Regions from separate parts of the Homo sapiens genome. Here region 1 is linked to region 2. A link is an interaction called in ENCODE POLR2A ChIA-PET data of the cell type or tissue named here. Cell type or tissue: Caco-2. All regions are shown on one strand. Links, peaks and the distances in the headings refer to the core of each region. The heading gives the core; the rest is flanking DNA. Region 1 holds the start of LOC101929698 (a long non-coding RNA gene). Region 2 overlaps TM9SF4 (transmembrane 9 superfamily member 4).

Evidence for each region. Peaks named below come from ENCODE experiments on the same cell type or tissue, not always from the same donor. Only the 100,000 strongest peaks of a DNase experiment are listed, where the experiment ranks them.
Region 1: POLR2A ChIA-PET joins it to region 2 with 6 read pairs; 2 of 35 experiments call an interaction of 5 or more read pairs at or near these places.

Annotation. Positions count from the first base shown.
Region 1 is chr20:32,509,176-32,513,564 of GRCh38, reverse strand. NOL4L (nucleolar protein 4 like) reads left to right here. Exons shown (of 11, transcript NM_001256798.2): 4 at 2,109-2,218. It overlaps LOC101929698 (a long non-coding RNA gene), which reads right to left and starts at 3,606. Exons shown (of 3, transcript NR_110619.1): 1 at 2,897-3,606; 2 at 2,177-2,350. RefSeq lists a silencer at 2,192-2,587. In Caco-2, for the core only: CTCF peaks have their summits at 3,170, 3,477 and 3,801; DNase peaks (open chromatin) are centred at 2,284, 2,634, 3,108 and 3,723; H3K4me3 peaks cover 465 bases.
Region 2 is chr20:32,133,282-32,137,670 of GRCh38, reverse strand. TM9SF4 (transmembrane 9 superfamily member 4) reads right to left here. Exons shown (of 18, transcript NM_014742.4): 3 at 1,498-1,597. Among named protein-coding and RNA genes, the nearest start is that of TM9SF4, 26 kb to the right of the region's middle. RefSeq lists an enhancer at 4,230-4,389. In Caco-2, for the core only: no CTCF peak of the experiment used is centred there; no DNase peak of the experiment used is centred there.

The DNA of each region.
Region 1 (4,389 bases), core at 175-4,174, 380 kb before region 2:
AAGATATTATATTCACACTGTTGAGCAATCATCACCACTATCTATTTCCAAAACTTTTTCATCACCCTAAACAGAAACTCTGTACCCATTAAGCAATAACGTCCCATTCCCTCAGCCACCAGTCCCCAGTAACCTCGAGTTACTTTCTGTCTCTTTGAATTTGCCTATTCTAAGTATTTCGTGTAAGTAGAATCATACAGTGGTTGTCGTTTTATGTCTGGCTTCTTGCCCTTGGTATCGCGTTTTCAAGGTTGCAGGGACCCTTTTGGGCTATGGCTCTTGAGGGGCAGGTATTATAAGTCACCCCCGGATATCCTCTGGTCCTCCTGGACCTCGGCCCTGTCACCCTGCAGCCTGTCTCTTGGGCCTCCTTGTGATGGTAGAGGGCACTTGGTCTGGAAGTTGCTCCCACTTTTCCTCACGCTATGGAAATCCCAGCCCATCAGTGGGACTATGTACCAGGGGCACCTTTTGATTAAAAGGCTGGGGCAAAATGAATCTGGCCTGAAGTCCTTGGAAGAAGGAGGAGGAGGCCAGGTAACAAGTAATTGAAACAATTCCTACAGCAGCTTGGTCAGAGATTTTAATGGTTATCAAATTATGTCCCTACCTTTTAATTTCTTGTAATCTGTTCCAAAAAGGCAAGAAATAAGATCAGAAATACGGAGCAATATTTATGCACAAAGATGTCCCCTGCAGTGTTGTTTATAATAGCCCCAATGGGAACAACCTAAATAGCCAATCGTTAGAGAATGACTTAAGCAAATTATGGTAAAATATTACATGGCCATAAAAATTCTACTTACAAAGCAAAATAAGATTCTTGATGTTGGGGAAAATACCTATGACAAAATGTTAAGGAAAAAAAAACTTTTTAAAAGCAGACTGGAATTCTCTGTATGCATTATGAGATCATGTGTAAAAAAGAAAAATCACAGGGAAAAAATAAACAGAAGCATATGCCAAGCTGCGTGGTGCAATTATGGTTTTTAAATTTTTTCTTTACATCTTTCTGTACTTTGCAAATTCTCTGCAAAAAGAACATGCATCACTTTGATCTTCAGGACAACAAAGGAATAAATGGGAGGAGAATGTTCCTCTGCATATGATGAAGGAGGAACCAGAATTTGGGGGCTACTGAAGGCCTGGCTCAGACCTGGGAGGCATAAGGCACCTGAGGATGTTTTTGGGGGATGCTATGGGGTGGCGGGATTGGGTGAGGTGAGAGTGGCATGTGTTCACCTGGAAGATAACTGACTTAGACAGTGGTTGGAAACACAGATGCCTTCAAGGGTCTGGCAAGTATCATAATTGATACTTGCAAATGAGCAAAGCTGTGCAATATGATAAGGAGTGGTGGGGACTGTGGCAAAATGGGAGCCACACACCCTGTCTAAAAGAAGTGGCTGCTGAAGTGGCAGTGGTTGCTTGCCTTCGGGAGTGGGGGCCCCATGTGGCCAGACCTTATGTTCTTCAAAGAAGCCAAAAATTCCTATAAACGTGTGTGTGTGTTGTGGGGGTGGGTTTGCTGGGTTTTTTTGTTTGTTTTTTAGAGATAGATTCTCACTCTGTTGCTGAGGCTGGAGTGCAGTGGTGCCATCACAGCTCACTGCAGACTGCAGCCTTGACCACCTGGCCTCAAGCGATCCTCCCACTTCAGCCTCCTATGTAGCTAGGACTACAGGCACACACCACCACGTCTGGCTAATTTATTTTATTATTTGTAAAGACGAGATCTCCCTGTGTTGCCCAGGCTGGTCTCGAACTCCTGGGGCCTGTGTCCCCTCCTGGGGCTCAAGGGATCCTCCTGCCTTGGCCTCCCAAAGTGCTGGAATTACAGGCATGAGCCAGCACGCCCGGCCTCATTGTTTTTTAACGTGTGAAATCTCTAAATAGAACACTGGCATTTAATAAAAAAAAAATATTTTTGACACCATGCAGTCCACATCTCTGGGCCAGATGTGGGTGAGCCACAGAGTCTGCGACCTCTGACCTGTCCCTTCTCCTCCAAGGTGGCTTCCTCTTCCACGGGCTCTGTTAAATGCTCCATGTGGGCAACAGGCCCGCAGCACAGACTGAAAGGGCTTTCCTTTTGTTCTTTCTGCCAGAAAACGAGCCTCCATCTCCACTGGTCTCTGGGATTATTGATTACAACATGCCCCTCACCTCCACCTACCTGAAGCAGATGAAGCTTCGAGTGATGAATTCCCAGGAGCAGGTAAGGCGGCCGTCTCCCCTCACCCCACCTGGAGGCGTCCTGACTTGCCTGGCGGTGGTTGATTCTTTCCAAGACTTGGGGCCACAGCTTGTGTAAACACACGGGAAATCAAAGAGGCCCTTATCTGGTTATCTGGGTTGTCCAGGCGGAGAGGCGGGAGGCAAGAATGTGTTTCTCGTGAGAGGGTCTCCTGTGCAGACAGCCCTGCAGGTCTTCAGGGAGAAAACTTTCCCCTTGGGTGGGCTCGTGGGAGGAGGGGGAGGAGGGGACGTGGAAGGGAGGGAGCCGCAGCCCTGGCCCCTGGAGTTGTTCTTTCTCTGCTCTGCCCTTTATCGCTGGCCTCTTGCCACCTTCCCCCAGGGAGGCAAGAGAGAGTAGCCGCCTGCCTGTGGCCTCTGTCACTCTTGGGGCCCAGAGGACTAGGGGATAGTCCTTGGAGGGTGGACCTGGGGCCTCCTGGCCGTCCAAGCCTCCCCAGCTGGGGTTTGCCAAGGGCCGTGAGACACCATGGAAACAGGCTATGAAAAGAAACTCCCTCTCGCCTGCCTTCCCACACAGTCCACCTCCTAACCCTTTGCAAAGCACGTAGCCTGACTGTCTTTCAAAGAAGGACTAGGTGAGTTCCCCTCCACCTCCACCCCCCAACCACTGCCTAAAACCAGGGTAATCACTTCTTGCCTTCAGCTTGGAGTGTTCTCATCTCTTATGGCATCCAAACCCATCATGTCCTTGTGGCCCTAGCAGGGGATTGGATTCTTTCTCTCCCATTGAAAGATGGGTCAGAACTCGAGTCTGTCTTCCAGCCCTGGATGCAGCTGTCCTGCGCTGCCGGTCTCCAGCCCTGGGTGCGGCCGTCCTGTGCACTGGTCTCCTTGACAACCCCAGCATGCGTGCTCCGAGGGGGTGGTGGCTCCTTGGCCAGATCCATGGTGATGTAGCAGGACACGTGCAGGTGGCATCTTGGCCCGTGTTACCCAGTTTGAGGACTTCAGCTGGGTGGCTTGAACCTGCAGAGCTGCGTATTCCTTTCAAGAGGCAGGGCGGCCAGCCCTCCTGTCCCCACACTGTGCCCAGACCCTAGAGGCTGTGTGACGTAGGCTTTGCTCTGAGCGGTAGAACTGTTTGCTAGAACTGTGTCTCCCACGTCTTCTCATCTGAGCGTGCCTGTTCTGGGATGGTTGCATCTCCAAAAACTTCACATCATCACAAATAATTCCAGTGGGGAAAATGGGCTTGGGTTGGGTTTCCAACGCACAAAGGCAAAGTAGTTTGAGCTGCAGGAGTGTCGGTAATGAGGGTGTTGCTTTTGTTGTTGGTTATAGAATCCCAGCACCACTGTGCAGCCTCTGCATTAGGTCTCCTCTCACTGCCACTGAAGAGCAATCTGTGGCCTTTCTTTCCTGTAGCCATCCTCACTGTCTCCGGCACCTGGCTTCGTAAACACTGTTATCACCGTGCTCATCTGTGCCCATGAAGAATGAAGCACAAAACCGCACAAACAGCCGGAAGCACAGCCCCCTGGTTTTGTTTCATACAGAATGGCACTAAATCCAGGTCACCACTAGAACCAGTAGTGGTCAGTGTCGTGCAAGTTGCGATCTCTCACTAACAAATCAGATATTTGATCTGGTTAAAAATCCTAACTGTATCTTCACTTGCGTCAATGGAAGGAGGGGAGTTAAGACTATGGGTTAGGTGCTTTAACGAGGATTCAGTCATTCCACAAATATTTATGGAGCTCTGTTCTGTGAGCCAGGCTCTGAGGATTTACAGAAACAGCAGTACCCCTAGATTTTCTTTCTTTTCTTTTTTTTTTTTTTTTTTTTTTTGAGGCAGAGTCTCACTCTGCCACCCAGGCTGGAGTGCAGTGGCCCAATCTCGGCTCACTGTAGCTTCTGCCTCCTGGGTTCAAGTGATTCTCCTGCCTCAGCCTCCCGAGTAGCTGGGGTTACAGGCACCTGCCACCACACCTGCTAATTTTTTGTATTTTTTGTAGAGACAGGGTTTCCTCATGTTGGCCAGGCTGGTCTCGAACTCCTGGGCTCAAGCAATCTGCCTGCCTAGGCCTCCCAAAGTGCTGAGATTCCGGCTGGCATCCCTGTATTTTCTTCTGATCTAGGGGAGACAGACACCAGCCAGAGGATCCCACACAAATGCCCAGCTCACAGCAG
Region 2 (4,389 bases), core at 288-4,287:
CTCCACTCAGGTAGAACACTAACAATTATCGAATGCCTACTATGTGTCAGGCACTGGGCTAGAAGCTGAGAAGAGAGGGGAATGTGAGACACAATCCCTCCAGTCAAAGAGCCCTTAGGCCATGAAGGCAGGCACTACAAAGACAGAATGAGATGCAATATGGCAGGATAACATTTGTATACAGAAATCTCCATTTCTATGAGGCAGGAACTTTCCCCAGCTTCACGAAGATTTGGCAGGGGTTCAGAGAGGTTAAGGTCACCCAGGATCATACTAAGAGTGCCTAACTATAGAGCCTTGGGTTGCCAAAGGGTCCACAGCAGCTCCCAGGAGAAGGGAGGTACATTTGTGAGGGGCCTGATATCAGGACCCTGGGGCACCAAGTGGGTCAGGCTTCCCGGGGAGAGGCAAGGTGGCTGGAGGATAGCATGGTGTGGTGAGGAAAGGAGGGCAATGGCAGGCAGGCACTGGTCCACAGATGGTAAGTGGCAGGGCCACAAGCTGCACCACTGCAGACAGTTGGTAGAGGCCAGCCCAGGCTCTGAGGCCAATCTCTGTTCAACGCTACAAGGCAAGACTTCGGCACAGTTGGTATTAGGGGGAGATGGTCCTACCCAATTTTGGTTAAACTGGCTCCAAGGCCTGCCTCCAACTGGTCCAGGACCCCCAATACCTGGCAGTAGATAAATTTGTCAGCTAGAGGTTCCAGAAACATCTGAGCCATGCGTAGCCCTGACGGAGAAGGCAGCCCTTTCAGGGGCTTGCTCAAGAACCAGTTCTCTCCTTTCTCCTTCCTAAGGTGTAAGAAAAGAAAGTCTCTTAAGTTCCCTGAGGTCAGGGAGACACCTTTCCATGCTTTTATCTCCAGGACCTAACACAGTCACAGAGGAGGCACTAATAACTGTGTACGACTAGACACCTCTACACCTGAAATTCTGTCAAATGGAGAATTATTTAAATTAGAATAAAATGGCTACTAGTTATGGAATACTTGTGTCAGACACTGCACTGGGTGCCTCACACATTATTTGACATGAGTCCTGCAGAGCTCAGCAAGAACTGTGGTGGCATCTCTGCTTGCATTCAGGGCAGAGGCACTCGCTCTCTCTTTCCATTTAAAGCAGAGGAGGTGATGAAGCCGCAAGAGAGGAGCTATCTAGAAATCAAGAAGAGGCGGTGTAAATAGAAGCCAAGTGCTCCAAGTCTGAAGACTGACTGTGGATCCAAAACAAAGATCACTCTGGCTGTTTTGTGAAGAAAACAGAGGATGCCTTTGCCCACAGTATAAACAAAGACAAGTCACTTAACCTGCAAAATGGGAATAAACACAGCAACTGTCTCCCCGGGGCTGTTATGAGGTTTAAATAAGCTAACAGGTATGCAAACAATGTAGACCAGTGTCTAGAATATAGCAAAGTTAACTGTTGTTATCATTATAAAAATCATGCTGGGTTCCCCCTGGGGACAAGTTGACAGCAGTGTGGGAGAAGAACTTACCCAGATTCTCTGCCTTGTAGGTTATCTTGCTGGGCTGGCAGAAGGGCAGTGAATAGTATTCATAAGGTAGCTGGGTTCGAGAGCTGGTGAGCTTCACAGCCTGATGGGAATCCAGCAGAAACCAAGATGACCAATAATCCTCCCTGGTACCCACACATCTTTAGTACACTTGGTAATATTAACTAATAGGCAAACGAATTAGCAGAAATGACAGCAGTACACTATATAATGTACTGCCCACAATTCTGAATTATTTCACATTTCATTCATTTTAGACTACACTACAGATATAGTTGAGAATCACAACCAAATTCAATACATTGTGAGAGTCTTGAACATGCTACTATCCCTTGACACAGCAATTTCACTTTTGGGCATCTTTCCTAAGGAAATAACTCCAAATAAGGAAAAAAAGCATTTTAGGAGCAACGAAGTTCACTCCTTATTCATAACCATAGTGATCTTCTTCCTTCAGCTCCTCGAGTCAGTCAAGCTCTCTCCTGCCTCAGGCTTTGACCTACTGCTCCTTTCTGCCCTATTGTGTGCTCGCCTGGCTTCTCCTCATATTCAGGTCTCAGCTCTCCCCTTGCCTGTGTCCTTACCTCACCAGGGTATCTAAAGGAACTCCCCGGTATCCACTGGACTGTCAGTCTTCAACTGTTTACTTCATAGCATATCTGATAAAATGTTAATTAGTTTCCCTGTTTTTTAAAAAATCAGTTTCTCCCATTAGCATCTAAGATTTAAGCTCTATAAGGACAAGGACCACGTGTGCCTTGGTCACCTCTGTAACTCCAGTGCTTTAGAGCTAGGCACAAAGTAGGTACTCATTAAATGTTTGCTGAATGAGAGAAGAGAGGAAAAATGAAAAATAACTTCAACTCAAAGCTCCTGCAATGGGAAATTTATCAATAAACTATGATATATTCTTTCAATTAAATATGGTAAAGCCATAAAAAAATAAGGTTTAAGACAATGAAGAAGAATGTTTAGGAAATGCTACAAGCACACAGAATATAGCTCTGGAAACCACAGACAAAATAGAACCCATCGAAATGTTACAAAAAATAAAATTTTAATCCAAATGTAAGTAAAACTACCTTTACTATTTAGGAACTATTGACCATTCCTCATACACCACCTAAAAGTAAAAAAGATTTTTGGAATACAGGTCTACAATCTTTTTTCAACTCTTTTTTGGGATTAGAAATTTTCTGGATTCCCTGTAATCCCAGCATTTTGGGAGGGTGAGGCGGGCAGATCACTTGAGGTCAGGAGTTTGAGACCAGCCTGGCCAACATGGTGAAACCCCGTCTCTACTAAAAATGCAAAAATCGGCTGGGCATGGTGGTGTGCACCTATAATCCCAGCTACTCAGGAGGCTGAGGCAGGAGAATTGCTTGAACCTGGGAGGCAGAGGTTGCAGTAAGCAGAGATCATGCCACTGCACTCCAGCCTGGGTGACAGAGCAAGATTCCATCTCACAAAAAAAAAAAAGAAAAGAAAAAGAAAATTTCCAGATTTTAGAAGGCAATGTGGTATACAAACCATAGCCAAGCTGGGTCTGGACAGTACCTCATATTCGATAACTATTTGTGCAGAGAAATGCAAAGATATTCATATTAAGTGGAATAGAAAAAGTCAATAAACAGCTTCATGTTCAGTTCTGGTCAGTTCTTGCCTTCAGTGAGCTTGGAAAAACTGAGTTCCAGAGCTTTCCGGGTGTGAAACTGCAGGGATTAAGGACCTCTATTAAACATTTCATGAATTGCTTGAGGAAAAATGGCCAAAAAGTCTGTTTTAACAATTTTGTGTTTCTTAGCATTCTCACTCAGGACAATGAGAAAAGAATGCACGTTACAGAGAGATGCGTCCCACCTTTACGTTGCCTCCCACTCCCTCTCTTCCCACCCAAGGCGTCCACCCTCACATACTTAGCTATGTGGGACTGGAAGCCAGAGCAGCTCTGGTACCTCCAGGCCACTCCTCTGCTCTGGAGGGAGCTTTTGACAGAGGTAGTGGGAAGAAGGTACTGCAGTGGTTAAGAGATGGGGTCTTGGGCTGGGTGTGGTGGCTCATGCCCGATAATCCCAGCACTCTGGGAGGCTGAAGCATGAGAACTGTTTGAGCCCAAGAGTTCAAGACCAGCCTGTGCAACATAGTGAGACCTCATCTCTACTTAAAAAAAAAAAAAAAAAAATTAGCCAGGCATGGTGGTGCACACCTGTAGTCCCAGCTACTTGGGAGGCTGAGGCAGAAGGATCACTTTAGCCTGGGAGGTCAAAGCTGCAGTGAGCTATGCTCACGCCACTGCACTCCAGCTTAGGCAACAGAGAAAGACCACGTCTCCTCTAAATAGAGATGGGGTTTGAACTAACCCTATGTCTTCCTCACTATGTGACCTTGAACATGTTAATTTTCCTTCCCAGGCCTCGGTTTCCCCATCTGTAAAATGAATAGGAAATCTGTGTAACATATGGAATTGGCCCCAGTGGGTTCTTGGGGGGCAACCTGAGCTAAGCCATGCACAATGCCTGGCATGTAAATAACCCTCAGTAAAAGTTATTTTAATGACTGTTCCTGCAAGTTACAAGTCTGACTGCCAAGGAAAAGAGACGTTCACAATGTATGAACAATATGAGCAGACACTAGGAGTTATGCTGACAAAGCTGGTAACAGAGAAGATGGAGCAGGTGAGAAAGGGAGGCAGAGATGCTAAAGAAGAGGCAGGTGGAGTAAGACAAAGGCACAAAAAGAGATGGACACATACATGACAGAGACAGAATACTTGAAAGCAAAAGTGAGAGTGAGAAAGAGACCGAGATGCAAATATACACAAGCATACACAGGGACAGAGACACAGAAAGAACCAGAAACAGAGAGGGGACCGAG